2 separate regions of the Homo sapiens genome follow, and region 2 is linked to region 1. A link is an interaction called in ENCODE POLR2A ChIA-PET data of the cell type or tissue named here. Cell type or tissue: A673. All regions are shown on one strand. Links, peaks and the distances in the headings refer to the core of each region. The heading gives the core; the rest is flanking DNA.

What was found. Peaks named below come from ENCODE experiments on the same cell type or tissue, not always from the same donor. Only the 100,000 strongest peaks of a DNase experiment are listed, where the experiment ranks them.
Region 2: POLR2A ChIA-PET joins it to region 1 with 5 read pairs; 3 of 35 experiments call an interaction of 5 or more read pairs at or near these places.

Annotation. Positions count from the first base shown.
Region 1 is chr12:111,028,075-111,043,184 of GRCh38, forward strand. CUX2 (cut like homeobox 2) reads left to right here and starts at 6,091. Exons shown (of 22, transcript NM_015267.4): 1 at 6,091-6,166. The coding sequence starts at 6,104. RefSeq lists an enhancer at 12,900-13,666. In A673, for the core only: a CTCF peak has its summit at 5,344 (motif pointing left); DNase peaks (open chromatin) are centred at 5,347, 6,627, 7,007, 7,587 and 1 weaker place; H3K4me3 peaks cover 2,938 bases; H3K27ac peaks cover 377 bases; H3K27me3 peaks cover 4,342 bases.
Region 2 is chr12:111,248,555-111,263,664 of GRCh38, forward strand. All of the region lies in intron 3 of CUX2 (cut like homeobox 2), which reads left to right. Among named protein-coding and RNA genes, the nearest start is that of MIR6760, 48 kb to the right of the region's middle. RefSeq lists an enhancer at 395-1,062. In A673, for the core only: no CTCF peak of the experiment used is centred there; no DNase peak of the experiment used is centred there.

The sequences.
Region 1 (15,110 bases), core at 2,772-10,771:
GAGGTTGAGGCTGCAATGAACTATGTTTGCACCACTGCACTCCAGGCTGGGCAACAGAGCAAGACTCTGCCTCAAAACAAACAAACAAACAAAAGCAACAGTGACAAAAAAGAAATGATAAGGGCCTGTAAGCCCATTTTCCAGAACTAATATCTGTTAACCATTTGATATCTAGTTTTGTTGACTTTTCCCAAAGCACCACATTTTAAGGAAAGAGATTATTCCATAATGCTGTTCTATAACCTGCTTATGTTTACTTTACCGTATATCATAGACACATATAAATATATGCCTCAACATATATAAATAGCCCTCACTTTCTTAACAATTGAATTGCGTTCCGTGGTAGGGGTCAGTCAGGGCCCCAGCAGGGACACTCAGCTGGGATTTTTTTGTTTTTTGTTTTTTTTGAGATGGAGTCTTGCTCTGTCACCCAGGCTGGATTGCAGTGGTGAGATCTCGGCTCACTGCAACCTCTACTTCCCAGGTTCAAGTGATTCTCCTGTCTTAGACTCCCAAGTAGCTGGGCTTACAGGTACCTGCCACCACGTCCAGCTAATTTTTGTATTTTTAGTAGACACAGGATTTCACCATGTTGGCCAGGCTGGTCTTGAACTCCTGACCTCCAGTGATTCATCTGCCTCGGCCTTCCAAAGTGCTGGGATTACAGGTGTGAGCCACCGTGTCCAGCCTTGGCTGGGATTTTTAAATGAGGAGACCATCTGAAGAGGTGTGGGCAGAGGAATGTTGAGGCCACCAGGTGCCAGCAACAGGGGAAAGCCATTTCCATCCCGGACCTGAAGCAGGAGGAAGAGGGAGCAGTTGCTGGGACCCAGTGAGAGCAGGAGAGGGACAGCTTGACAAGGACTGCGTCTGTAGAAGGACCCAGTCACAGCCAAAATGGCAGCAAAGTAGGGAGGGAGCTGGGGAATGAGCACCCCAACCTTCTCTCCTCCTGCCTTCTTATTTCCTACCAGGGCCTCCCACTAGCCAAACCCAAGTGAAAGCCAGAGAGCAAGGAAGCCTGGGAAATGTGGTCCACAGAGGTCAGCTTCCTGGGCACTGAGCAGGTGGAGAATGGTGCAAGAGAAGAGAAAAAGGAGAATGACCAACACAGCTTGAATACAAGATTGCTTATTTAACTAGTCCCTGGCATTGGAGGGGAATCAGGTCAAGGGAGCCTGTCCTTCTTGTGTTATTTCTCTCCACGGAGCATTGGCCACTGGGCATCGGCACATGGCTCAGGCCGCAGCCTTTGCTTTCTGGGAATCTGCTTTTGCACCCATTCTCCCCCTCCACGAAAGGCAGAACAGCCTCAAGTGCAAAGAGCTCCAACTTGCTGTGAGTGAACCCAGGTAGTAACCCTGGTTTTGCCCCTTTACAACCATGTGACCATGAGCCAACCACTTCTCTCCAGGCCTCAGTCTTTGCATCTGCAATATGGGAATACCAATCCCTGCCCAGTCCATTGTGAGGCCAATAATAATGAGATCTAGTAGATGCTGCACATTTACACAGTGCTTTACATGGATTAACTAATTTAATCCTCATCACATGTATGCAATGGCGCAATTATTAGAGCCATTGCATACATGATGAAAATGAGGCACAGAGAGGTAAAATAACTTGCCCAAGGTCACAGAGCTTGTAAGTGGCAGAGTTGAAATTCACACCCAGACAATCTGGCTCCAGATGGCTGTTAACCACTATGTTCTAGGCTCCTAACCACTATGCACCTAGCCACTGTGTTATGCTAGTGGTTTATTTATAAAGCATCCAACAACCAGGAGGTGTTTACTAATGGCAGTTGTTGACAGCATCGTGCCAGGATTGGACCTTGTAGCAGGTCACTCTAGCCACAGAATCCTGGACCTAACCACGGGCCAGCCTCCAGGAACACACCCTGCAGGTGTCCACCAGACAGTCCCATACCCCTTACTCCTAGTGCTGTTTAATACTTTCAGATGAATTCAGATTCTGTAGTTGTTTTTCTCCCTGCCTGGCAGCTGCAGTGGGCAACGCGGAGCTACCGAAGGACATTTTCTTTTGTTTCAGCTTTGATCCTGGGGATTTCGCATATCATTATGTATGTGGCTAAGGACCTGCCATTATCTTCCCCGGGATTCTTGCACAGTTAGTGAATTTCCTAAAGGATCCCGGCTCTCTGCCTGCTTCTGCTGTTAGGATAGGCTGCCCCAAGCTGCCCTCTGATTCCTCTGGGGGAGGGGAGGTACTTTCTTTTCTACAGTAATTTTTTAATACTCATCTTGATGTGTGAGTCTTTGGGAATCAGGAATTAATCTGGAACCTGTTTAAGTTTTTGCCTTATCTATGTACGTGTGTGTGTGTTTGTGGCAGAGGGTGTGCTAAGACCATGAAAAACAGCTTTTCACAAAAATATTTAAAACGTTAGTGCTTTAGTTCTTAAATCTAAGGCCATTGTCTGCTGACAAAGTCTGAATTTCCTGGCTTATTATCCTTCATTAAGGACCACCCATAATATTTCCCCAGCTAATTCTGTTTGGGGGTAAACACTTATCTGCTCAATTCATTATTGCTAAGTCTGAGATGGTTACAGATGCCTTTGGAGTAGAAGCCCCCACATCTAATAAGCACAGGCACACGATGCAGTTGGAATATGGTGGGGAGAGACGGCTGAAATTTATTTTGTGAATAAAGCAATAAGCCACTAGGCAAAGCTAATATGTTTCAGCCCAGACAGAAAGACACGATCATTCAGTATTTATGTAGCAACCCATTCCTCTGTGGGACTACAAGTTTCTACCATTAAAATTGTTGGAATTCTTCAGAGACCCACTGCATTAAGTCATGTAAAAATATCACAGACTTAAAACAATCTGAATTATTGGATTTTCTCGCTGCTCGTCGGTAAGCATGTTTGCTGTGGCAATTTCCTGCTGGGTCAAAGGTGCAGCCTACTTCAGTCAGGAAAGTAGAAAGTCCTGTGCCGAATTTTTATTTGGAAGCCAGTAGTCCCTAACAGGTGAAACAAAGTCAGACCTAGATTTATCTATTTTTTTCTTTTAATGCACTTTCAGATTCCTAGAAATCTTGCCAAGAAAGTAGAAGGAATTTCTGTGTACTAGTCACCTAGAATCTTCAAATGTTAACATTTTGCAACATTGCTTTATCACTGTGTCTAGGTAGACATATATAGATAAATAAATAGGTACATATTATTTTCATCTGCATTGCTTGAGAGTTGGAGACATGATGTCTGTCCCTTTATCCCTAAATACTTCAGTGTGTTCTCTAAAAACAAGGATATTTTGTTACATAGCCACAGTATAATAGTCAAAATCAGGAAATTAACATCGATATAACACTATTATCTGATCTATTGACTTTATTTTAAATTTGTCATTGGTTCTAATTCATCCACTTTATAGTAAAAGAAAATCCAGGATCGTACGTTATAATCACTTGTCAAGTCTCTTTAGTTTCCTTTAATTGGAAATAGTTCCTCCATTATTGTGTGTTTCATGTGCCACTGATGTTTTTGAAGTGAACAGGCTGTTTATTTTGTAGAATTTTCCCCTCCATTTGGGGTTGTCTGATATTTCTTCACAATTAGATTTAGATTATACCTCTTTGGCAGGAATACCACAGAAGTGATCTGTCCTTCAAGCACAACATATCAGGAGGTACACGATGTCAGTGCGTCCTGTTCCTGCAAAATCACACATAAGTTTAAAATAATTTTCTTCATCAAACCCTTGGCTTGTTAAACATTGCTTGGAAGGGTTTCACACGCACTCTAGTAGGACTTTAAAAAGCAGACCCAAAGACAAGGAAGCCACAAGCTTTACAGATGCTCAGGAGAAAAATGTAGCCATTTAAAAAATTGTAATGTGATAGTTATGAAATTTCCCTAAATTCATTTTGCAGAATGAGAGCTGTAATTTAAACCTGAAGTTATCGAGAGCTGAGATAAACCACACATCACGTGCAATTTAATCTGGCAGGGAAACAGGCCACTCGGAATTGCTAACTAGGCCTAATTCATTACATCTCGGTGAATGCAGTACTTTTGGTCTTACGCGTCTTTCAACTCCTGCATTAATATATTTACCCAGACCTCATGGAAAATGTATGGGAATGGAAACAGAAATACTGTATCCTTGTTTAAATCACATTTCATTTTTTAAACAGCTCAAATGATTGCTCAGAAAGATCACACCTTCTTCCGAAGCATTTATGAAACAATTATTTACATTACATTAAAAACTTTAATTGCCTCAAAGCACGTGCTCTGAGACACAAATATTGGAAAATCATCAAAAATATCCATCATGATTCTCTCTTCTTTATAACTCTTCTAAACTTTATCTTTTTTATAACCCACTGTATTGATCTATTGTCCCAGACCAAGAGTGATGTCAGAAGTCTAGGCTGGGTCATAAAAAGAATATAATTTCCATTTGCTGTCCATAAAAGCAAATCTTTTGATCAGAGAAAAAGGAAAAACATGTCCCCTTTTTTTGAGTGGGGAAGAGGGTGCGGTGCTATGTATCAGGGGAATAAGCCAGAGAGGAAGGGTGACCTCACCTTTAAGGGTGGTGGCAGGGATAGGCAAGGGGGTTGGTGATGGAGGGGGCTGGGAGTATGAGTTCCCCCTGGAGGTGACATCTCACCTCCAGGGGAAGTGGAAACAGAGGACCTCGAGCTTGCACAGAGGCAAAAACAAACAAACAAACAAACAAACAAACAAACAAAAAAGCAGACAGAAAAATGTAAAACAAGAAATCCAGTCACCCCGGTTGTCAAGAGTCCGAAGAATTGCAAAGGACCGGAACCTCCCTCTAGCCATGCTGAAGACCCTCTCCCCAAAGACAATCACAATAAAGGAATGTCATGTTGCAAAGAACGGAGCCCCGGATAATAATGATGATAACAACAGCAGAAACCTCCGAGGTTTTTAAGGATCCGGAGCCCCCACAGCAGGGGTAGGGCACCCTCAACAGTCATAACAATAAAACAAGCCCACTGGGGGAAAAGGCCCTCCAGAGGTTTGGTTCAGAACCAAATAACAAAACCTCCAATAATCATCATCACAGTAAAAGGGTTTCACCTTGCAAAGCTGTGGGGGAGTCCCTATAATTGGGTTAAAGACCCCCCAGATAATAACAACAGAAATCCCTATTCCAAAGGACCTGAGGCCCCGCCCTCGGCCCCCGCCCGTAAAGAACCCTGAGCTACTACTCAGACGAAGCCCCCCTCCCCGCCAATAATAATAATATAATGGCGCGGAAACTGTGGGCGGTGGTGGTGACATTTCCCACGACTCAGTGGCGCCCCCGGGCGGCTCCCACCCTCCCTCCGGCCGGCGCGTCTACGCAGCCCCAAGTGCTGGCTGCGACCCTCGGATCCCAAGCATATCTGGCGATGGAGCGGCGGCAGCCCGAGGCACGTGTTGTGTGTGCTCCGATTGCAAAAGAAAAAAAAATGCATTTCAAACTATTAACTTTTTTTTAAGCGTGCAATGCCGGGAGCTGGGGGTAGACAGGTGCAAGCGGGGGTAGGCGCCCCGCGCGCCCGCCTCCCGCAGCGCCCCCTCCCAAACTTCCCTTTGCATTGATCAGCACGTTACGTCAGTATTGATAAGTTTGCAAAAAGCCAAAGTCAAGTGCAATCGCGCGGCACACCGACCCCGGACTTGGGGGGGAGATGCAGCGAGCGCTCCGCGGGCCCGGGAGCCGGCGGCAGGCAGGGCAGCGGCGGCGCCGGCGCCTCTCGGAGAGGCTGCCTCCCCCCAACCCCTCCCCTCCCACCCCATCCCCGGCTGCCTCCCCCGGGCGGGCGCCGAGCTCCCCGCCCGGCGCGCTCCGCCCGCGCCCTCCGGGGGTCGGGGGGGCGCACGGCTCCCGGGCCCGTTGGCGGCGGCGGCGGCGGCGGCGCGGCGGCGGCGAGGGGCAGCGGGTGGCAGGAGGCCGGAGGGCGCCCGAGGGGCCCCGGGCCGCGGCGCTCAGGGCCCGGGCGGCCGGCGGCGGCCCCGGGGCTGGGGGGAGTCCAGCCCGGATATTGAGTGCAGCCATTGAGAAAAGCCAAACTCTTGTGTGTGCGCGTCTCGATAGCCCCCAAGATGGCCGCCAATGTGGGATCGATGTTTCAATATTGGAAGCGATTTGATCTACGGCGACTCCAGGTTAGTGCGGGCAGCGCCGGCCGCGCGGCCGTGAGGAGCCCCCGGGCGCGCCCTGGGCGCATTGGGGAGGTCCCCGGGCGGGCAGGCGGACGCCCTGGGGCGGCGGGCGGCGGCTGCCGGGGCTCGCCGGGGCTCGGCCGCCCGCTGCCCATCGATAGGTATTAGGAATTGATCTCGCCGCTGCTCTTTGTTCGGTTCAGTCATCGATTAGCTGCCGCGACCATGGAGAAGCGCTAGTGAGCCCTCGGTCGGCGGAGCGGCCGAGCGGCCAGGCGGCCGGGCGAGGAGCGGGGAAGGCAGGGGCTACGGCCTCGGGCAGGGGGCTGCTGGCGGGAACCCCCGGCGGTCCCCCCTGAGCCGCACTTTGCGCGCCTCCCAACTTCGCGGCGCCCGGGGAGGCCGCGGAGCGCGCCGCTTGCCAGTCCGCACCCGGCTGGGGCTCCGGCGAGGGAGGGAGGGAGCTGGCGGGCAGGGAGGAGGAGGAGGAGAGGAGGAGGAGGAGGAGAGAGGAGGAGGGAGCCGGGGTTGGCGAGGAGGCGGCTCCGCGCCCCGCCGCTCGCCGGCACCTCAGCCTTCGCCGCCCGCCTGGCTGCGCAGCCCGGACGCGCCGCCACCCGGGGGCCGCCGCCGCCGCCGCCAGAGCCGCCGCCGCCGGACTGGCCGCAAGCGCCGGCAGACCTCTTCTCCTCGGGCCGGGGTCTTGGGGTTCGTCTTGCTTCTTGCCTTTACCCCCCCGCCCCTTCCATCCCCTTCCCAAGTCTAGATGCAGACGGGCGGTGGAGGTGGGCCCGGGCGCTCGCAAGTTTGCGCTCCTGCCTCCAGGGCGGTGGAGAGCCGGGAGCGGCGCAGAGCAGGTGACTCCCAGCCCTCGGGCCCAAGGGAACTTTTAAATGAGAGATTTCCTTGCTTGTTCTGCCTCCTGCGTTTCTCCCCGCTGCTCCCCTCGTCTCCTCTCTCCCGTCTCTGCTTTTCTTCTGTTTCTTTCCTCTCTTCCCTGCTCTTTCTCTCTCCTTCCCTAGGGCGACTCTTCGAAACCCCATCACTTTCTCCCCATCCTCCCTTTGTGGGAGTCTGTGTGCCTCCCCTAGATTTGGAGGTGTTCTCTGCGGACCCCGTAGGAGCCGGGGCTGGGAGGTGGAATCTCAGAGAACGCACCGTGGAGGCGCGGCTCCGGCCTCTGTTCTTTCCCGGAGTGCCCCGGACGCGCCTGGCAAGGCCCCCCAGCCTTGGAGTCTCGCAAAGTCTCGGCGGGTGCGGCGGGGATCAGGGGCGGGAAAATGGTGCGGATAACAGGGCGGTTAGAGCATCCTGCCTTGACCGTGACATTCGCGGAAGACGCGAGATCATCAGTCTGGAGATAAAAAGGGACCCACTTTTTTTTTTTTTTTTAATCCGCCGGCAAATCTCGTTAAGTTTCTTCTGATAAGTGGTTCCAGCACCCGCGCCTTCTCCCCGTCCTGGCCGCTTCCCAGTCCCCGTCCTTCCGAACGCCCCACTCCTCGCTCTCCCCCTCCCCCAAAGCCATTGAGCTGGGGAGAAAATCGGGGCACTGAGGCATGCAGTTAATAACTGCCGAGTGCCTTGCAATTCCGGGTCCGCACTCGAGTTGGGGCTACAGTTTGGTGGCCAACTGAGACGGGCAGGGCTGCGAGCTGTGCCTGCCGGCTTAAATGATGCTAAAGTGGCCTTTCTGGAAGAGTGGGGGTTATGGAGGCAGAGAGAGAGAGAGAGAGGGAGAATTGGGCAGCCACATTGGGCTTGGCACGAAGGCCAATGGTAATCGTATTCCCTGCTAATGTTTGTAAATGAGACCCGGGCACGGCTGGGGGACAGCGTCTTTATTTATGATTGATGTTCTGTAACATAAGGAATGACAAGAACGTGGCACACAAGAGGAGAGGAACCAGAAGGGCTGGCGAAAGCCCTTTGCAGGGTCCTATTGTTATTCTGGGCTGGAGAAAATTTCCGCGGCGAGATTTACAGCGCTGGTATTTGCTCCCGGTCGGCCGGAATGTCAGTTAACACAATTTTCATTAGATAACTCGTTTTCAATCCGGGGAGCTCGGGCTGCAGCCCGGGGAGAGGCAGGGGCTGGGTGCTGAGGGGAGGGTGCGGCTCCCAGGGGGCTAATGTCTGAACTAGGGAGGTTGGAACCTCACTGTCTTCAGTCTTCTACCCAAGGGGTCTTTTGTGGAACGGTTGAGGTCACCCAAATCTTGATTCCAGCTGGACGCCCATTAATCTGGGAACCCTTTGTTAGGGTTTTAGAAGATGCATAGATGGAAAGCAAATTTGAACTGGAAAGGATAAAGGTAGGGGGTGGTGGAGGGGTTTGTTCAGGTGATGGGGAGATAGGACCCAGACCTCCCAGCCTACAGGGTGTATATGTGAAGGGGGGGGTTGTTCGTTAAAACAATGGCTAGTGTGTCTGGCACACAGGAGAAGGCTCTCAGGGAAGGGGGGTAAACTCATTTACATCGATATTAAGTGGAGGGGGTGTCCCTGTGGGAGTTTGCAAGGCAGCACACTTCTAGAAAGCAAAGAAATAAACGTGGCAGCCGTGGCCGCGTGCAAACATTTTGGCCCTCCATCTGCCGCGTTCCCCACCCCCAGCCTGAAATCTTCAGCTGGTCCCCTGGCCAACAGGCCCGCAGCCCCCCACCCCCACCCCACCCCATATCCTCACTGATGGCATTTTTGTTGGAAGTGGATTAGGAGCCTAAGCACTTTGGCCTGGGATCCTCTCTTGTACATAATGCCAGTGACTCCTACGACACACTTTTATTTTCATTTTTTGCCCCTCCCCTACTTTCCTCTTATAGGGGAGATAGCCAGAAAGGAGAACTTCTGCCGGCTTTTTCTGAGATCCAGGTAGGAGAGGCAGGTCCCCGTGCCCAGCCCCAGGCAGCCGGAGAGCCGGGGTCCCGCGTCCCGAGGCTGAGCTGCCTGTGATGTGAGGAGGTGCGTGGCTTTCATTCCTGGCTGTTCAGGTTGAATGGTTTCTCGCAGCGTGGTTGCTGAGCATTAAAGTGGCCGAGGCAACATGGGCGGCCCCGTGTCCCCAGGCCATACCACGTCGCTGACGCCATACCGATCCTGGCAAGAAAGGTGACCTTGTACCAGCCCGGTGTCCAGCCCTCCGGAAACGTATATTTTTCAAAAATGGAAGCGTTCCAGTTATTATTCCTTCCAGCGCCGTCTCTGTACACAGCAGGGCTGTTTTCCTAGGCTGGAAGTCAGTCAACAACCTTAATGACTTTGGGCCGATGGTAAAGGTGATCTGACATGTGCCACCCTACTCCGGCACTCCTGAAACTACCTCCCCCCGTCTTTGCTTCTTTTTTGCCTTTGCTGCTAGCAGCTCAGGAAACGAGAAGAAATAAAATTCCATCCAAAGATAATGCTAGGCATATTTCATTTGGTTATAAGATTGCTTTATGGTGAACATTACTAATGCAGTATTTTTTTATGGCTTTTCTGTGTATAATCGTCGTAACCGGATTCATACCTTTATGATTTTCTTTTTCTGCTTAACTTTCTACTTTTTTTTTTTACCATGCTCTGGGTCCAGTCTCCCATGCTGTCTTCCCTGACTCCAAAGAGGGTTAATTGAGCTAACAATGAGCTGGGGGGCACCCAGTCCAAATGAGGGTCCTCGGTCCAAATGCCCATCTGTGTTTCTGGGGAGAAAGGAGCTTGGTCAATAGGATTACATAGTACTAATCTGGGAGGAAGGGGCAAATTCTGCTTCGGGTGTCAGCAGTTGGGAGAAAGATCAACAGGATGAGCAAAGAGAGGCCGGACTTTTCCAAGGAGTTTGGAGAAACTTCCGGGAACACTCAATCTCCTGGCGCAGGAGAGCAAGATGGTGCTTGATGGAATATTTTCCCCTGCTCAAAGTTTAGAAAAGAGCAGGGATGTGATTAAAATATTATAACCTTATGATATTCTGAAGTGCATAAATTTTACATATCAGCCACAGAGAGTTTAGACATCCATTAGAGCCTCTGACAGCTTGACTTATCTAAATGTGCTATCATTTAACAATGTGTCAAAATTCCTCTTTCTATAGATGACAGCAGTAAATAAGCTATCAGCCCTGTTGGCGGAATCCTAACTTTGGAAACTTCACCATAATAGAATTGCTGCCGAGGTCCAATTGCAGCCGAGGTGGGGAGCGTGAGCCCGCAGAGCTTGGCATGGCTCAGCCCCCTGAGAGGGGTTGGCATTAGGTGAAGACAGCTCTGAGAATAAGACAAACCCTTGGACTCTCTTCTAACTCCAGCCAGTGGGTGACCCCATTCCCTCTGCCTCTCCAAGTCCGTAGAACCCACACCCTGTGGCCCTTTTCTGCAGAAAGAGCTAGAAACAGGTGTTGAGAATTTATTTAAAGAACCCAGCAGCCTTTTCTGGGTCTCCCAAAATTGTAGTTTCTCAACTTGACAGAGATTGCTTCTCAAAAACGGGCTCTCTCTTTGAATGCTAGAAGAAAAAACAAGCAACATCTCATCCCTCACTGGTTTTACTGTTGGGGGTCTTGAAATTTCTTTTATTAATACTTGAATTCACTGTAGAAAATGGAGAAACCACGGACCAGCTAAAAGAAGCAAATAAGTGTCTCGGTGGGTTATTTCAGATGAGCACGGTGCTATTTTGACCAGAGGGAACAGCTTTTCTGATGGTGGTGGTGGTTTTTCTTTCTTTTACTTTTTTCCTTATTTTTTTTTTTAAACTCTCCTGTTAAAAAGAGGATTCTATCTTCGAACTTGACATTCTGTCATGGTAACCTTTCTTCCGGCAGATGGGATTTCAAACGTGAGCACCTTGGCTAGTGCTAAATATATGGTCCTGGATGATGGTAGACAAGGCTGCCCAGAAACTGTGGTTTTCTGTGCTGCTTCTGAAAGGGCTGAATTTCCGGTGGCTTCCTGGCTATCTAATTCAAAGGCCGGGCCTGGCAGAGGTGAAGCATTGGAAGGGGACTCAGGTGGTGACCTGCCTTTGTTCCTGGCCTTGGGATTCAGGGTCCCATCTTCTGTTTGATATTTTTCCTCTGGGGGTGCTCATTATTTATGATGGTGTCATATACTGGAGGGTGTCAGGGATGGTAGAGGTTGGCAGGGGGGAAGGACCCCAAGAACTGTATTCTGTGTGGCCTTTAGTGCTCCTGGGTGAATCATCCCACATCCCAAGTCTCCTGCTTCTTAACCCTTGAAGTCAGCTGGCTGTGCCCAACTTTGCTGTACGAGTTATTGTAAAGGTGAAGGATGCTGACACCTTTGTGGGTCACTTAAATGCATTGTCTTCTTCTTTTTTGTTTTTTCAAGATGGAGTCTCGCTCTGCCACCCAGGCTGGAGTGCAGTGGTGCAATCTCAGCTCACTGCAACCTCCGCCTCCCGGGTTCACGTGATTCCCAAGTAGTTGGAACTATAGGCGCATGCCACCACGCCTGGCTAATTTTTGTATTTTTAGTAGAGACGGGGTTTTGCAGTGTTGACCAGGCTGGTCTTGAAGTCCTGACCTCAAATGATCCACCAGCCTCGGCCTCTTAAAGTGCTGGGATTACAAGTGTGATGACCTTGGGCCCCTCCCCTTCTTTCTCCATCATGGTCGTGGTGGTGGGGCTATTGACCTTTTAAGCAATATTTTTGAAACAAAAAATTATGTCTAGGATGGAGTTATTTGGTTTCTAAGCCTCAGTGAGCCCTTCACCAAAATGGCTTGTAGTGTTTTGGAGGATGTAGACATTATATTCCTATCATGGCCCAGGCGAGGTGGCTCATGCCTATAATCCCAGCACTTTGGCAGGCTGAGGTGGGAGGATTGCTTGAGGCCAGGAGTTTGAGACCAGCCTGGGCAACATAGTGATACCCCTTCTCTACAAAAAATAAAAAAATTAGCTGGACATGGTGGCACCTGCCTGCAGTCCCAGATACTCAGGAGGCTGAGGTGGGAGGATTGCTTGAGCCCAGGAGGTGGAGGCTGCACTGAGCTATGATCATACCATTGCACTCCAGCCTGAGCAACTGAGCAAGACCCTGTTTAAAAAAAAAAAACGGAAAAAAATATACTCCTATCATGTTTAGATTAAAATTCAAATTTTTTTTCCCTGACAGATCCCCCAGGATCTGCCCCATTCTCTCAATCTCTCTGGCTCCCTCTCCAACCACTGTACCGCAGCGGCCTTCTCTTTGTCCCACAAACACATCAAGCATGTCCCCACCTCAGGGCCTTTGCATGTATGCTTTCCTCTGCCTGCGACCCTTTCCCTCCCATCTCTCTGTGGTTGGCTCCTTCATCTCTTTCATTCTGAGCCCAAATGTCGTGACCACTCAGCCTAAAGAAAACTAAAGAAGCTTCCACCACTGTTTCCCCACTGTAATATGCAGATGTGCTCCCATATTGCTAAGGACACCCCAGAGGGTTTTGACCATAGAACCCTCTCAGGGTATGGTCTCTCTCTACACATGCTAGGTTTACCATCAGATGGGGCCAACCTTTTTCTATAGAGTTGGATAATAATACACTGGGCTTCGTGGACCATAAGCCTCCACTCTGCCATTAGCATGAAACAGCCACAATGAGAATGAATGGACGTGGCTGTGTTCCAATAAAACTTTATTTATACAAACAGGCAGGGGGCCGGTTTTGGCCTGAGAGCTGTAGTTTGCCTGCCCTGGGTCTACTGGTCTATGTCATGGCTGTCATATATAGGCTGTGGCATGGCTGAAATTTTAACTTTTCAGTTAAGAGTATTAAAGTGGATCAAACTCAGTTCCCAAAACTTGTTCTTGACCCTTTCCCTCCAGAGAGAAGCATGAAGAGTCAGAGCAGTGAGAGGCCCCTGCCTGGCTTCAAATCCTGGCTCCATCACCTACTAGCTGTGTGACCTTGGATGAGTCACTTAACCTCTCCAAGCCTTACTTTCTTTGTCTTTAAATGGGACTAATAATAGTCTCCGCCTTCTAGGTTGTTCAGGAAGATCAAACCACTTTGAACATGAAAGTGTTTAGCACAGTGTGGGGCACACAGTTGCTGCCCTGTGAATCTGAGTGACTTCCTATTGTCATTGGTATTTTTAGAGTATGAGAGGAGAAAACCAAATAAACAGCAGCGGCTGGAACTTGCTGGCCTTGCAGGCTGTTTTAGAGATTTCTGAGCAAGTTTTCTCTTCTCTCTTACTCCTTTGGGGTTACTATATTAGTATTGTACTAATATTATATGTAGTATATTTTGGGAGTTCTGACCACAGAAATTGCAGACGGGGAGCTATGTCTGGCCCATGGATGTGTCTGTCTAGATTAGTGAGATATTTAAAAACACTTTTGTGTAAGTTGTCAGCATTTAAAACACAAGAGATTTACCTAAGAAATCTAGGTGACCAGTGTCCCCTGAAAATCAGGAGCTCTGGCCACTGTGGGCAGGTCCAATGGAGAAGGGGAGTGGAGACCTGGGAGGGACATTTCCAGGCAGAGGGAACACCCAGTGCCAGGGCCCTGTGCCAGGGGTCCTCAGTGGGTCAGGCCAGCTGTCGGAGTCCTGAGGAGGGTCTTCTCTGTAGTTCAAGGCCACAGGCCGCACCTTCCCAGTGCCTAGTTCCAGAAGAGGCTGCATTTCCAGAACAAATGAAAGGCTCCTGACCAATGCATGAAGATACCCGGTTAGTAGGGTTCAGAGCCTGCTGTCTCTGCTTCTTCCCAGGAGCCCACACCCCCAAAAGTGGGCCTGTGGCTGTCCCCCGAAACCCCTCCGGAGCACACCCCAGCCTCTGCCAGTCTTCAGTTCAGCCCAATGAAACAGCAGTTCCAGGATATGCATTTGCCATTAAAAACAAAGAAAGAAAGAAAGAAATCAATCCTTCGGCCTCTTTGGCCTGAGCTGGTCGTCTGCCCAGAGACGCTGGGGGGCCCAACGGTGCTTAAGACTCTGTGAGCCGCCGTCGCTCAAGCTGGACGGGGTAAATGGCTCCCGGGGAACCATTATGGTCGATTGACTTGCCCAGCCGCCGGTGTGGACTGTGGGTGTTGCGGATCCGGAGACCACAGGGGTCACAGGGGCCGCCAGTCCAGGGCAGATTTCCCTGAGTGGGGCCATCACTCCTAGGCCTTGCTGCTACAGATGCCTGTGAGTGTCTGTCATCTGCTACGAGTGTCTATGGGTGCGGGTGTCCCAGGGGATGTGGTGTGAGCTGCGGAATCAAGCCCTACACCCTCCACCCCCAAAGACTACCTGGACTCTGGAGCCAGCAGGCCTCGGTTCAAATCCCAGCTCTGCCACTTACCAGCTGTGTGACCTTGGATGAGTCAATTAACCTTTCTGAGCCTCACTTTTCTCATATATAAAATGGGGATAATAGTAGTAGCCACCTCCTTAAGAATTGTTGTGAGGACTTTTATTATTATTTTTTTGAGACGAGGTCTCAGTCTGTCACCCAGGCTGGAGTGCAACGGTGCCATCAGGGCTCACTGCAGCCTCAACCTTCTAGGCTCAGATGATCCTCCCATCTCAGCCTCCCAAGTAGCTGGGATTATAGGTGCACCGCCACCACGCCTGGCTTTTTTTTTTTTTTTTAACGTAGAAGTGGAGGTCTCACCATGCTACCCAGGCTAGTCTCGAACTCCTAAGCTCAAGTGATTCTCCCAACTCAACCTCTCAAAGTGCTGGGATTACAGGTGTGAGCCACCGTGCCCAGCCTGTTTTGAGGATTAAGTGAGTTAATGCATATGAAGCGCTGAGATCCATGCCCAGCACATTGAAACATGATATAATGTTAAAGTGAATAATAATTGCTGTTATCCTTCACTCCAGAACTGTACATTCACCACTTACGGTATAAATAATTATATATAAAAAACAAATACAATAACTAATAATTACATATTAAAGATGATATAGTAAGCAAGGAAGGCAAGGTGCCAGCTCTCTCAGAGCCCACAGGCCATG
Region 2 (15,110 bases), core at 4,114-12,113, 220 kb after region 1:
GCTATGCAATCACTCCTTCAGGGTGGGGGAGGGGCTGGTGGGCTTTGAGAAATTTCAAGGAGGGGGGTGAAGCCAGGATAAAGGGGGTGTCGGTCTAGGCCACAGAGAAACGCTAATGCTCATGGGGCCTGGACGGGCTCACACCCATACGGGGAGCCAAATGCAGACCCTCAGCCTGTCCCAACAGACGGCTGACACCCAGCTCCAGGTGGCCGCTGTCGATGGAAACATGGGCCCAGGGTGGCCAGATCCTCTAATTTCCCAAGAGAAGCCAGCAATTTGGAACTCTTCTGGTTTTTAAATACTGGCTCAATATATATGCACATATTTTCATGCTCACAGGACTTTATGGAGGTATAATTTACATACAGTAAAATGCGCAAATCTTAAGTGTATAACTTGATGAATTTTGACAGCTCAAATATTTTTAAAACACTGGAGGGTCCAAGAAAATATGTTGTCCATGGGGTGCATCTGGCCGTGGACCCACCATCCATGGCCCCCAGTCTCGTGTGTCGTGTGACCCCCGTGAACGAGGTGGGACACACATGTGCAGGGAGCACACATGGCAGTATCCCATGGGGAGGGGCAGGCTTTGGCAAGAGCCCAGTGATCATGCATCATCCCTTTACTCACACAGCGCAGAGAACAGGCTCTGGAGCCCGGGCTGGAAATCCGAGCTCTGCCACTTGCTGTGTGACTTTGCACACGTTTCCCCACCTCTCTGAAGGCTCATTTTCCCCATCTGTGAAATGAGGAAGAGAAGGATACGGACCCCAGGGCTCTTGCACAGATTCACTGAACTGACATGATAAGCACTGAGAAAAAGTCCCGGGTGCTATTGCCTTTTTTTTTTTTTTTTTTTTTTTAAATTAATAGACCCTTTTTTTGTTTTTTTTTTTTTTTTTTTAGTGGGGTTGGAGACAGAGTCTCACTCTATTGCCCAGGCAGGAGTGCAGTGGCATAATCTCGGCTCACTGCAACCTCTGCCTCCCAGGTTCAGGTGATTCTCCTGCCTCAGCCTCCTGAGTAGCTGGGATCACAGGCACGCGACACCATGCCCAGCTAATTTTTGTATTTTTAGTAGAGACAGGGTTTCACCATGTTGGCCAGGCTGGTCTCAAACTCCTGACCTCAGGTGATCAGCCTGCCTTGAGCCTTCCAAAGTGCTGGGATTACTGGCATGAGTCACTACGCCCAGCCTAGACCCTATTTTTTAGAGCAGTTTTATTTGGGCTTAGAGAGAATTTGAGCAGAAAGTATAGGGAGTTACCATAGACTCCCTCTTCCCCCACCCCAATTCCCCGATGACTAACATCTCACATTAGCGTGTGGTGCATTTGTTACCGTGATGAACCAGTGTCAAGACACAATTATTCACTATAGTCCATACTTTACGTGAGGGGCCACTCTTTGTGTTGCAAAGTTCTAGGGGCTTTGACAAATGCATGATGTCATGTACCCACCATCACAGTGTCACATAGGACGGTGTCACTGCCATCGGGAATATTTCTTAGTTCTCATGGCTGCTACAAAAAAAAAGGCCAAAGTGGCTGACAAAGAGCTCCTGGTGGGAGCCCACCCCCTTTCCCTTCCACTCAGGGAATCACAGCACATTCAGGTGACAGAAGGGACATTTTAGGGGTGAACCTGAGTTTGTTCTGAATTACCCAAAATGGAAGCCACTTGCCCACTTCAGGTGTGGGGGTGGGGGTGTCACACAGATTCCAGCCCCAAATTCCTTACCACACAACTGGCTCTGAGTCCAAAGACAGCCCCCCGCCCCCCAATTCACACCCTGCCTTGGCCCCTCGTGTGTGTATATTGGAGCCGCCTTCTCAGCCTCTCTGGGCCTCTAAAACAAGAGGACCCAGGGCTGCCCCTGGGAGCGTTTGGAGGCTCAGATGCGCTAATTCCCGTGAAAGGTCTTTGTAAGCTATAAAAAGCTCTAGATTAAAATTGGAAGGTATTATGATTATAATCAGTTAGGCAGAAAAACTGAACTGTTGGCAAAACGAGCCTGGCCTTCGGAGGCTGAGCCTTGGGAAGACATCCTCATCAGTTGCACACAGGGGGCTGGTGGCAATTGTCTGTGGTTTGTTCCTCTGGGAGGAGGTGGCCCAAAAGACACACAGCTGGAAACTGCTTCTGGCTGGAATGGCAAGGTCAGAGCCGGAGCACCCACTCTAGGTTGTTCCTGCGTGCATGACCTGCCAGCCACATGCCAAGCAGCGTGGGGCCATGCTTGTGGCATCAGCAGCTCCCAAAAAGAGAAAACTGGACATAGATGCTTCCCAGAGCCCATGAAAGTGGATCTGGATTCCCAGCTTCATGTACTGGCCACACCCCAGGCAGGGCAGGAAACATAACTTCTGCCCTGGTCTCATCTCCATATATGACCATACAAAGAATTGATACTGCAGCTTTCGGCTCATTATATGAGCGTATAGTGTATTTTTTTTAATACCCAAAAGCGAAATTTATTTGCAAGGCGCTAAAGAAAGCCTCCTGTCCCTTTTATGCCAGGAGCCCTCGGAAGAGAAGAGAAATTGTGGATTTACTGCTAAAAAAAGCCCTGGCTTATACAATTTTAACAATAGAAAAATGATCTTTGTGCTTCGGTGCATGGATGCTTCGAGGAAAACAGGCAGTCTGTTCAGGTAGCTGGTGAATTACAAATGAGTGATTCCCCTTTGTTTTGAGTGACAAGCAATTTAAATGCAGTCTTACGTGGAGGCCTGGAAATTGTTTTTCCCCCAGAAGAGAGAGAACGAGAGGAAAAGGAAAAGGGAAAAAAGCTTCCTTTTGGAACTGAGCGATTATATTAGTTGCCACCGAGCGGAGGTGAGAAGTTAGAACTTCATTTGATAATTATAAAATCAGCAGTTTGTGATTGGACATAATTGATGATTACACTGTTGCTAATAGCAGGCCTGCCAGCCATTGCTTGTGGGACATTTCATTTTTGCACTGCTTCCAAGCCGTGAAAGCCAGCCTGGCACGGAACACCACTCGCGGTATCTCCGGGAGCCTGACATAAATGCATTTGGGGGATTGTATTATGTTGGATCAAAAGTGTTCTTAATGCCGACATTTGAAAACACTTTGCTCTGTGCCTTATTTTTACCCTGGGAATAATTACAAATATTAGAATAAAATTGCATGGTGTTCCTCTTCCTGCAGACCCTCCCCTCAGCCAGAGCCTGGGTGGGTAGGTGGGCTTCCTAGGTCTTGCACTGGCCTCATTAAAATCCCAGCGGTGGTCCAGAGGGGTGCAGGGGATGTTCATGTGAGGACAAGACAATATCTGTCTGTCTCTCTGTCTCTCTATCTGTCTGTATGGGCCAGGATTACAAGGCTCACACGTGTAATCCCGGCGCTTTAGGAGGTCAAGGCAGGAGGATCACTTGAGGCTAAGAGTTCAAGACCAGCCTGGGCAACATAGCAAGACCCCACCTCTACAAAAAAAGAAAACGAAAATATTAGCCAGGCATGGTGGCGTGTGCCTGTAGTCCCAACTACTTGTGAGGCTGAGGCAGGAAGATCGCTTGAGCCCAGGAGTTTGAGGCCACAGTGAGCTATGATGGCACCACACCACTGCACTCCAGCCTGGGTGACAGAGTGAGACCCCATCTCTAAAAGATATGTATATTATATCTGCCTTGGTGAATTAGAATCTAGAATCAATGCACAACTGAGTTTGAAGGAGCCTTCGGCCCATAGCCCAGCACCTTCACTTTACAGATGGGGAAACTGAGGCTCTGAAAGGGAAAATGACTGCCCAAGGTGAATGGGGATGCAGGCCCCAGTTAAAACCAGAACCCAGGTCTCCTCACCCCCAGGCTAGTTTCTCCTCTTTCCTACCCTGCTATTTGCTTCCTCAAGACAAGTGCTGGGACTTCTGGGGCACATCCTGGGCCTCTGTCCCCTCCCTACCAGGGAGCTTGCAAGAGGTCTCCACAGAGCAGTCAGGACCTCAGCTGAGTTTGAGCTACTAGGAGGGCATCATTCTCCACTGTTCTCTGGGAAGCCTCGGGGTTTTAGGTAAGTTTGGCAGCTTGGCAGGATTAGCTCAGGGAGGCTCTTAAGTTCCTTCCTTATATTATTCATGGTTTGTTCATTCAGTCAGTGTTGGTTTATTGCCCACTCTGTGCCCAGCCCCGCCTGGGCTCTGAGGGAGAAAAATGTTAATGTCATAGCAGGAGCCATTGAAGATCATCTAGTAGGCCAGGCGTAGTGGCTCACACCTGTAATCCCAGCAATTTGGGAGACTGAGGCAGGAGGATCACATGAGCCCAGGAGTTCCAGACCAGTGTGGGCAACATAGGGAGACCCCCATCTCTAAATGAATGAATGAATGAATGATTATCCAGTTGTTAAAGCCCCAAGCTGTGGAGTCATCCGTGGCCCCTCTGTTGCTTTTATGCCTCCAACATCCACTCTGTGTTCCCAAGGAGCAAATCCTGTGGCTCGACCTTCACAATCCCAGAATCCTAGCACCACTGCCACCATCCTGCTCTGAGCCGCCTGGGTTGTTCTCCTGGAACTCGGCAGGAGCCACTTCCCTGGTCTCCCTGTTTCCACCCCAGACCCTCAGTCCCTTCTCCGCACAACAGCCAGATGGGTCCTGTTAAAACGCGTGTCAGATCACATGAATCTGCTCTCCTCTGCACAAAACCCTCCCGTGGCTCCTCAGACCCCTTGGAGAAAAAGACTGGGCCCTCGCAGTGACCCCCAGGGCTCTTCCCCCCGACTCACCTCCCGACCCCCTTTCTTCTTCCCCTTCGTCTACCATCTCCCGCCACACCAGCCTCTCTGCTGGCATTCAAACAAGCCAGACAGCCCCTGCCCCAGGGCCTTTGCACCTGCCGTTCTCGCTGTCTGCAATACTCTTTCCCAAAGCTCCCCACGACGCCTTCCCCTCCTGTGGCCCCACATGCCCTGCCCAGGACTCCTGTCACCTCCCTACTCCATTCTCCTCCCCTGCACTTGACGACTGTCCCACATTCTCTTTCATGATTTATTTCATTGCTCGCCTCTGCCTCTAAACATGTCAGCTCCACAGAGGTAGGTGTTTGCGCCAGTCTTGCTTGGTGCTGAATGCCCAGTACCTAGAACAGCCCCATCCCTAGGAGATGCCTGATTAATATCTGTTAAGCAAATAAATGTATTAGGCATCTGTGATGGGTCAAGCACCGTCTTAATGCTTTGCATGTATGATTTTATTTTTATTTCATTTATAAAATACTGTTTTTTTAGAAACAGCCTTTTTTTTTTTTTTGAGATGGAGTCTCACTCTGTTTCCTCAAAAGTAGTTGTGGTTTTTGCCATTTTTGTTTTGTTTTGTTTTTGTTTAGTAGAAACGGAGTTTCACTATGTTGGCCAGGCTGGTCTCGAACTCCTGACCTCAGGCGATCCACCAGCCTCAGCCTCCCAAGGTACTGGGATTGCAGGTGTGAGCCACCATGCCCAGCCATATTCAATTTTTTTAAATGTTAGTCTCTACCCTTGGGATGCCCACTGGCTAGTTGAGGAAATGGAGCAGTGTTTGGATAGAAGCTAGCATTCCTGCAGCCCTGATGTCAGCAGATGCTGACGGATGCGTGGGTGCCCTGTGTTCAGAGGTAGGGATGCTCAGAATCCAGACCAAGCACAAACACCTCCTTTCACTAAAACACAAACACAAATCAGGGTGCCTGGTGCTTCTCCAGACATCCCTAAGGATCACTATGTATTTAGGCACTGGGGGAGGGCTGGCTTGATTCCCTGGGCATGCACATAGTAGGTGCTCAGTATGCACCATCTGCTGCTGTTGCAGAGTTGCTGTGCACCCCGTGCCCATCATCATTGCAGGTTGAGGCATAGAGGGCAGAATCTGGAAGCTGGACCTGCACATCTGAGGAGAGGGGGCCTCAGAGCTCAAGCTCTGAATCACTGACTTACACATGAGGGTTCAAAATGAATTAATGACTTCCACCTGTGAGTTCAGAATGAATTAGTGACTTACACCTGTGAATTCAAACTGAGTGACTTACACCTGAATGCTCAAAACGATTTAATGACTGACACTTGAGGGTCCAAAAATGAATTCGTGACTTATACCTGAAAGTTCAAAAGGAATTAATGACTTACACCTGAGGGTTCAAAATGAATTAGTGACTTACCCCTAAGGATTCAAAATGAATTAGTGACTTACACTTGGGAATTCAAAATGAATTAGTGATTTACATCTGAGAAGGCAAAACAATGACAATGACAGGTGGCCAAATGCGTTAATTCTGTTCCAGCCAAGCAGTCTTTTTTTTTCCTTTTTGAGACGGAGCCTTGCGCTGTCACCCAGGCTGGAGTGCAGTGGCACGATCTTGGCTCACTGCGACCTCTGCCTCCCGGGTTCAAGAGATTCTACTGCCTTAGCCTCCTGAGTAGCTGAGATTACAGGTACTCTCCTAATATTTGTATTTTTAATAGAGACGGGGTTTCACATGTTGGCCAGGCTGGTCTCGAACTCCTGACCACAGATGATCCCTCCGCCTCGGCCTCCCAAAGTGCTGGGATTACAGGCGTGAGCCACCGCACCCAACCTTAATCAGTCTTTAGAACCAGCTAGTGCTGGCTCCTGAAACAGGCTAGGATGGGGCCTCTCTGGGACCCCTGGGTGACCCTCCAGAGGGCCAGAGAGGGTCTCCAATTTCTGCCCCATTTTAGCAGGAGACTGAGAACCCAGTTTGACAACAGTAGCTATCAAAAACAAAAGTCAAACTTATTTCTTATTTAATCCCTGACATTAAAATGTAATTTTCATTTGCTCAGCGGCATCACTGATGGATGGCAGAGAGCACGTTAGCACTCGCCAGGGAACGGGGGCCCCAGCAGACACACCTGGAGGCAGGCAGGGTTGAGTCCTGCAGCTCCTCCTGGCCTCCCGTCCCCCACCTACCTGCCGGCCTGGCTCCTCCAGCTCTTTTGGTTATTCCAGGTGCTTCCACCAGCCCCCAACCAAAGAATCGATTCTGAGTGGAGGCTGAGAAGCATGGGCTTTGCTGTCAGACTAAGCTGCCTCTGAGTCTCAGCTCCCAGCACCATGTGGCCATCACCCTCTGTGCCTCGACATCTTCATCTGTTAAATGGGATAGTCACACCCGCAGCGTGATGAGGGTTAAGCTAATGTGCATCCAGTACATAGCACAGTGCCTGGCACAGAGTCAGTGCTCAGTAGTCACTGTTATCATCAATAATAATGCACAAATCAGCCAATCGAAGTAGCTGTTACCCCCATTTTCCGGGTGGTAGGAAATCAGAAGGGTGCTGTAAAGAAAAGGGATCTTTCACAGGGACTGTCAGAGTGAGTGGGAACCCTCAGGATAGTCTAGCCAGACCTCCCCACATGTGGGTCTCCCTGAGTACCTTTACAGCCTCACAGATACAGGGGCATGTACTTGGATGCCTCCCCTGGTGGGGAGCTCAGTACCTCCCACCCAGACCCCAAAGCACCCCTGAGTGGTCAACAGGAGCCCCTCCCCCTCTGGTACATCTGAGCAAGTCTCGGCCCTGCTTCATGGCTTCCAGGGGTTCTCATCGCTCCTCTCCACGGCCCATCGGCCCCTACCCACCGCACCAAACCTATCTCCCACCACAGCCCCCCTAGCTCTCCATGGCCCTCCTTTCTTCTCTGAGCCCCCCTCGTACTCTTGCCTCTCTTTGCCTTCTGTGTGGCCCCCTGATCTGCATGCCCTAAAGGAACAACCAGCCTTCAGAGGCCATCAAGGGACACCCCTTCCCCTCTGAACCCAGCTCATTCCTTCATTCCCCGATCTCTGGGTTGCCTTTCCATTGCCCGAGTTCATTCTGAGACCCTCCAAGCACCTGCCTCCTCTCGCTTGTCCACCAGTCTTCAGCTTCTTCTGGAATTCCTGCCACATCAGACGTCCACCCCCCATCATCTCTCAGAATCACCCTACCCTCTCCAGAGCCCAGGACCCAGTGGTAGAGGGAGGCTGCTCTCAAAGTATGTTCCACGGAACCCAGGGAAGGAGTTGTGCAGTCTCGATGGCAGGTCCCCCTTTTCATGCCCACAGCACTTGGAGAAGCACAGTTTGCAGCTGCAAGTCTGGGCCCTGGAGTGAGAGGCACCTGGGCACCGATACCACCTCTGCCACTAACTAGTGCTCTCATCTTAGCCAAGTGACTTAACATCCCTGCCCCTTAGTTTCTTTCTTCCTCTGTAGAACAGGGCCGGTCACAATGCTCACATCCTAAAGGTGTGCTTGGGGGAAGGCGGGGATTTCAAAGAAGATGCCTGGAGCACATAGTAAGGCTTAGAACTTGGCACAGAGTGGTTCTCAGTGGCTCCCAGATGTCCCTGCGACCTCAGACAGCTTGGTGGAGCTCAGCCTAGGGGAGGGGGCCCAAATTTTCTGTTTTTAACCACCTGGCTGAAAAGAGCTATGTGGCTAGAACAGGCTTGACTCGCCCCTGGCAGAAGCAGTTCTACACCTGCTGCGTTCATCCTCGGGGGACTAAACACATTGTCACCCCTCGTATCACAGTGGGCTGCGTAAATGCCATGTGCTTCCACAGATGCTGAGCTATTCCTGACAGTGACCTTCTTGAGGGTGTCTGTGGATGGTCTCCACCTCCTCCCTCTTCCCTCCTCCTCCCTCTCCTTCCTCCCCCTCCCACTTCTTCCTCCCCTTCCCTTTTCCCCCTCCTCCTCCCTTTTCCTCTTCCTCCTCCTCCTCCCTCTTCCTCCCACTTCTTCCTCCTCCTCCCTCTTCCTCCCCTTCCTCCTCTTCCTCCTCCGCTTCCTCCTCCTCCTCCCACTTCTTCCTCCCCCTCCCACTTCTTCCTCCCCCTCCCACTTCTTCCTCCCCCTCCCACTTCTTCCTCCCCCTCCCACTTCTTCCTCCCCCTCCCACTTCTTCCTCCCCCTCCCACTTCTTCCTCCCCCTCCCTCTTCTTCCTCCTCCCTCCTTCTCCTCCTCTTTCCTCTTCCTCCTCCTCCCCTTCACTCTTCCTCCTCCTCCTCTTTCCTCTCCCTCCTCCTTCTCCTCCTCACTCTTCCTCCTCCCTGCTCTTCCTCCTCCCTCTTCCTCCTCCTTCCTCCTCCTCCCTCTTCCCCCCTCTTCCTCCCTCCTCCTTCCCCTTCCTCCTCATTCTCCATCTTCCTCCTCTTCCTCTTCCTCCTCTTTCTTCTCCTCTTCCTCCCTCTTTCTCCCCTTCCTCCATCCTCCTCCTCCTCTTCCTGTCTTTTTCTCCTCCTTTCCACATGGCCTTCAAGGGTGTTCCTGTCATAGGGCAAATCTGTCATTCTGGGCACTTTGCTGCTGCCCTTCTGTGTGGTTGGGCAGAGCCATGAGACAGAAACACACAGCCTTTTATTGAACATGGCCTTTTATGCCAAGCTCACTTGTTCTCAGCATGTGGGTGAAATGCATTGAGTTTCAGCCCTTGGAAAAGATATCCTATGTGATTAGAAGAAGAATTTTCTGATTTATTTGAAAGCTTTCATCAGCTTCCATGGGACTCTTTGCTGCATGTTAGCTCATCCTGCCCCAACAGCTTTGTAGGCAGGTAGAGGTTATTCTTCCCACTTGATGCACGGACAAACTGGGGCCAAGAGATGCTCATAGTGACATTAGGCCCAGTACCAGGTCAGGCTCTGATGCCATCAGGAATTTAAGGACCGCGGTGGCTCACGCGTGTAATCCCAGCACCTTGGGAGGCCAAGGCGGGCGGATCACCTGATGTCAGAAGTTTGAGACCAGACTGGCCAACATGGTGAAACCCCGTCTCTACTAAAAGTATAAAAATTAGCCAGGCGTGGTAGTGCATGCCTGTAATTCCAGCTACTCAAGAGGCTGAGGCAGGAGAATCACTTGAACCTGGGAGGTGGAGGTTGCAGTGAGCTGAGATTGCGCCACTGCACTCCAACCTGGGCGACAGAGCAAGACTCCATCTCAAAAAAAAAAAAAAAAAAAGAGGAATTTAGGGACCTGGCCTTCCACAGACAGCCAGTCATTGCCTTGAAACGAGACTGAATGAGGCAGGAAATCTACACGGCTCCTGTCTTTGAAAGTCCGTTGACTTTGGGAAGCCCTAAACATGAACTGATTCACACTGAGTGCCAGTCCAGGATTTCTTTTGATTGTAAAGATAGAGTCTCATTCTATTGCTCAGGCTGATGTGCAGTGGTGTGATCACAGCTCACTGCAGCCTCGAACTCCTGGGCTCAAGCGAGTCTCCTACTTCAGCCTCCTGAGTAGCTAGGACTGCAGGGGTGCACCACCACACCTGACTAATTTTTTCAGGATTATTTTTCTTTTTTTGAAACAGGGTCTTTTTCTGTTGTCCAGGCTAGAGTGCAGTGACACAAGTGCACTTAGAGTGCATTGCAGCCTAAACCTCCCAGACTCAAGTGATCCCCCTTTCTCAGCCTCCCAAGTAGCTGGGACCACAGGTGTAGACCACCACACCCAGCTGTGTGTGTGTGTGTGTGTGTGTGTGTGTGTGTGTGTGTGTTTGTGTGTGTGTGTGGAGATAGGGTCTTGCTATGTTGCCAGGCTGGTCTTAAACTCCTGGACTCAAGTGATCCTCCCACCTTGGCCTCCCAAGTGCTGAGATTATAGGTGTGAGCCACTGTACCTGGCCTCAGGATAATTTCTTATCTCTGTTTTTAAAAATATTATCCAGCTGTTAGATGAACCCCTAAAGCAAGGATCAGCTAACTTTTTTCTGTAAGGGGCCAGATAGAAAATATTTTTAGTCTCGCGGGCCACAAAGTCTCTTTCACAACTACACAACTCTGTCCTTGTAACATAAAAGCAGCCATAGACACGTAAAACAGTGACCATGCCTTTGTTCCAATAAAACTTTATTTACACAAACAGATGAAGGGCCAGATTCACACCAAGGACCAAAGATTGCCAACCATTGATCCATGAGATCAACAGTGTCCAGCAGGAAAAGAACACAAGCCACATTTGTAATTTAAAATTTCTAGTAGTTACAATTTAAAAAGTAAGAAGTGTAGCTGGACGCAGTGCCTCACACCTGTATTCCCATCACTTTGGGAGGCTGAGGCAGGCAAATCACTTGAGATCAGGAGTTCAAGACCAGCTTGAGCAATATGTTGAAACCCCGTCTCTACTAAAAATACAAAGATTAGCCAGGTGTGTGGTGCACATCTGTAATTGCAGCTACTCTGCACTCCAGCCTGGGTGACAAAGTGAGACTCTGTCTCAAAAAAAAAAAAAAAAAAGAAATTAAGAAGTGGGTGAATTTAATTTTAATAATATATTTTATTTAGCCTGATATGTTCATAACACTAGCATTTCAAAATGTAATCAATATAAAAATTATTGGCTTTGGGAGGCCGAGGCGGGTGGATTGCCCGAGCTCAGGAGTTTGAGACTGGCCTGGGCAACATGGTAAAACCCTGTCTCTACTAAAATACAAAAAAATTAGCCAGGCGTGGTGGTGGGCACCTGTAATCCCAGCTACTCAGGAGGCTGAGGCAGGAGAATTGCTTGAACCTGGGAGGCAGAGGTTGCAGTGAGCCGAGATCACACCACTGCACTCCAGCCTAGGCAATACAGCGAGACTGTCCAAAAAAAATTTTTTTTTAATTATTGCCGGGCGCGGTGGCTCACACCTGTAATCCCAGCACTTTGGGAGGCCGAGGCGGGCAGATCATGAGGTCAGGAGCTCGAGACCATCCTGGCTAACACGGTGAAACCCCGTCTCTACTGAAAATACAAAAAATTAGCCAGGCATGGTGGCGGGCGCCTGTAATCCCAGCTACTCGGGAGGCTGAGGCAGGAGGATGGCGTGAACCCAGAAGGTGGAGCTTGCAGTGAGCCAAGATCGTGCCACTGCACTCCAGCCTGGGCTACAGAGCGAGACTCTGTCTCAGGAAAAAAAAAAAAGTATTGGGGTATTTTACATTCCTTTTTCTTTCTTAGACTTAGAAATGCTATATTTTACACTTACAACCCATCTCAGTTTGAAATCGTTGCATTTCAAGTGCTCAGTAGCACATGGACCGGTGGCTGCCTTATTGAACAGCTCCGCTCCAGTGGGGAAAACTTAAGACCAAAACTGTCATCCTCCTTATAATGTTAGATTTAGTCTTCCCCACTGGAAGAGATAAATCATGGACCATTATACACTGATAAGTGCCATGAAGGGAAAGTAGGGGGTGCTCTAGGCAGGGACAGGGAAACATTAAAGGAATCTTCCAGCACTTGTCCCCACCCTTGCTCAGTCTCTCATTGGAGGCCAGTGCCTTTCCTCAGACCCCAGCCACCACATGCACTCAGCTCAGGCAACCGTAAAATGGAACATTGAGTCATTCTTCTGGCTGGTCTTTGATAATTCTCCTTCTAAGACCCATGAGATGAATTGCTTTTGTTTCTCATTGTTTTCTTGGGTGCCAAGTCACCAGCACCGCAGCCTCTCGCCCAGGGCAGCTGTAGTTGGCTTGTAAGGCAGCGGCATCCTCATGGGCTCTGAACACCCGGCCCCACTGGCTGGGGTAATTTTTCTATCCAGGACAAAAGGAAGGCAGCATTTGAATTCAGAGTGGCAATTTGAATCCCCAGACCTGGTGTGAATCTTGGCCCTGCCATTTGCTAACCGGGTGACCTTGGGCAAGTGGCTTGACGTCCTTGAGCCTCCGTTTTCTAATCTGTATGATGGGGCAGGTGGCAGCAGCCATTCGGTGATTGATGTGTCCGTGGAGACAGACTCTCATGAATAGTAAAAGCTTCTGGCACACAGTAAACGGTCGATGCCATTTGTTTTTATTAGCCCATCAGGGATGCCCCCCGCCCCCGCCCCAAGATTCTGAATGAATTGCCCCCTCCTCAGGGCTCACAGGAGCCACCAGTGTTTGCACCTCCTCCTGTGCATTTGTTTTGTTTGTAAAGATAGGGTCTCATTCTATTGCCCAGGCTGGTGTGCAGTGGTTACGCTTCCTACTGGCCATAGCTGTGTCTCCCACTCAATTGCATGTCCCCAGAAACTCACTCTTGTCCATCTAAGCAAGGACAAAAATCTACCCACAGGGCCAGGCGCAGTGGCTCATGCCTGTAATCCCAGCACTGTGGGAGGCCGAGGTGGGCAGATCACTTGAGGTGAGGAGTTCGAGACCAGCCTGGCCAACATGGCGAAACCTCATGTCTACTAAAAATACAAAAAAATTAGCCAGGTATGGTGGCGGGTGCCTGTAATCTCAGCTACTTGGTAGGCTGAGGCTGAGGAGAATTGCTGGAACCCAGAAGGCAGAGGTTACAGTGAGCCAAGATTGTGCCACTGCACTGCAGCCTGGGCAACAGAGAAAGACTCTGTCTCTAAATAAATAAATAAATAAAATTTAAATTTAAAAAAGACCTACCTACAGCTTGGTGATTTTCCCTTTGTCTAGCTTCTAGAACTTTTTTTCTGCCCTCCCCCAAGTGACTTCCCCTTCTCAGGGAGATAATTCCTGATGTTCTGTTACCAAACTGGGTCAGCCTCCCCCCAATTTACACACTCCCAAGGCCACCCTGTGCTTTTCTGCCAAGCGTTTAGCACTTGTAATTAATGAGTCATCTGGGGAAGCTGCCTTAATGCCAGTGTCCCCACCGGACTGTAAGTCCCATAAGGGTGGGACATGAGTCTGCCTTATTCATGGCTGGGTTCTCAGCCCACAGTGCTTGGTGCATAGCAGGTGCTCAGGAAACATTTGTTGAGGGAATGAGAGACTGTCATCCATGCTGGAAGGTGAGAGACCAGGGACTTTCTCAGACTAACAATGAGAGAAATTACAGAGATTTTGTAATGGATCTTTTTTTTTTTTTTTTTAAGATAGGGTCTCACTCTATTGCCCAGGCTGAAGTGCAGTGGTGCAATCATAGCTCATGGCAGCCTCGAAATCCTGGCCTCAAACAATCCTCTTACCTCAGCCTCCTGAGTAGCTGGGACAACAGGCACGAGCCACCCTGCCTGGCTAATTTTTTTATCTTTTGTAGAAACAGGGTCTCACTATGTTGCTCAGGCTGGTTTCGAACTCCTGAGCTCAAACAATCCTCCCGCCTCAGCCTCCCAAAGCACTGGGATTAAAGGCATGAGTCAGCACTCCCAGCCTAAAACTAACCTTTTTTAATCACTTTAATCACCAATACATTTCCACCTCTTTTAAAGAGGGTAATTCTGTTACCCTCCAACATTTGTTAAAGTTGTTTGATATCTTACGAGAGCTTTAACAATTTCTCTTTCATTTTTAGTGGCAAGAAATATTCTCTAGACGTGTCCCACTTTCCTCCTAAAACATGTATCATATTTGAACTTCCAGTCTACCCTTTACTAATAAGAAGAATAACAGGTGTCACCAACACACCGTGTGCCGGGCCCTGTGCTTAGCACTTAGGTGCGGCTCCATTTAATCCCAACAGGAGGTAGGTCCTGTTATTTACCCCGCATTTTACAGATGAAGAAACTGAGAATCAGAGAGGGGCAGTGCAAGGTCACACAGCCTGCACACAGTGGAGCTGGGCTTTCAACCCAGATTTTCTAACTCCAGAGCCCACACTTTTAACCTTCATTTCTCCTTCTTGCCCCTCCCCTATCCCATGTTTGCACAAGTAGAAAATGACTAAGGCCAGGTGCGGTGGTGGCCTGTAATCCCGGCACTTTGGGAGGCCGAGGCAGGGGAATCGCAGGAGGTCGAGACAAGCCTGGGCAACCTGTAGCAAGACCCCATCGCTTAAACAAACAAGAAAAAAAATACATGGCCAGCCATGGTGGCTCATGCCTGTAATCCCAGAACTTTGGGAGGCCAAGGTGGGCAGATAACCTGAGGTCAAGAGTTTGAGACCATCCTGGCCAACGTGGTCAAACCGTCTCTACCAAAAGTACAAAAAAATTAGCTGGGCATGGTGGCAGGCACCTGTAGTGGTAGCAGGCACCTGTAATCCCAGCTACTCAGGAGGCTGAGGCAGAAGAATTACTTGAACCCAGGAGGCGGAGGTTACAGTGAGCTGAGATCATTCTATGGCACTCCAGCCTGGGCGACAGAGCAAGACTCTCTCTCAAAAACAAAACAAAACAAAACAAAACAAAACAAAAAACCT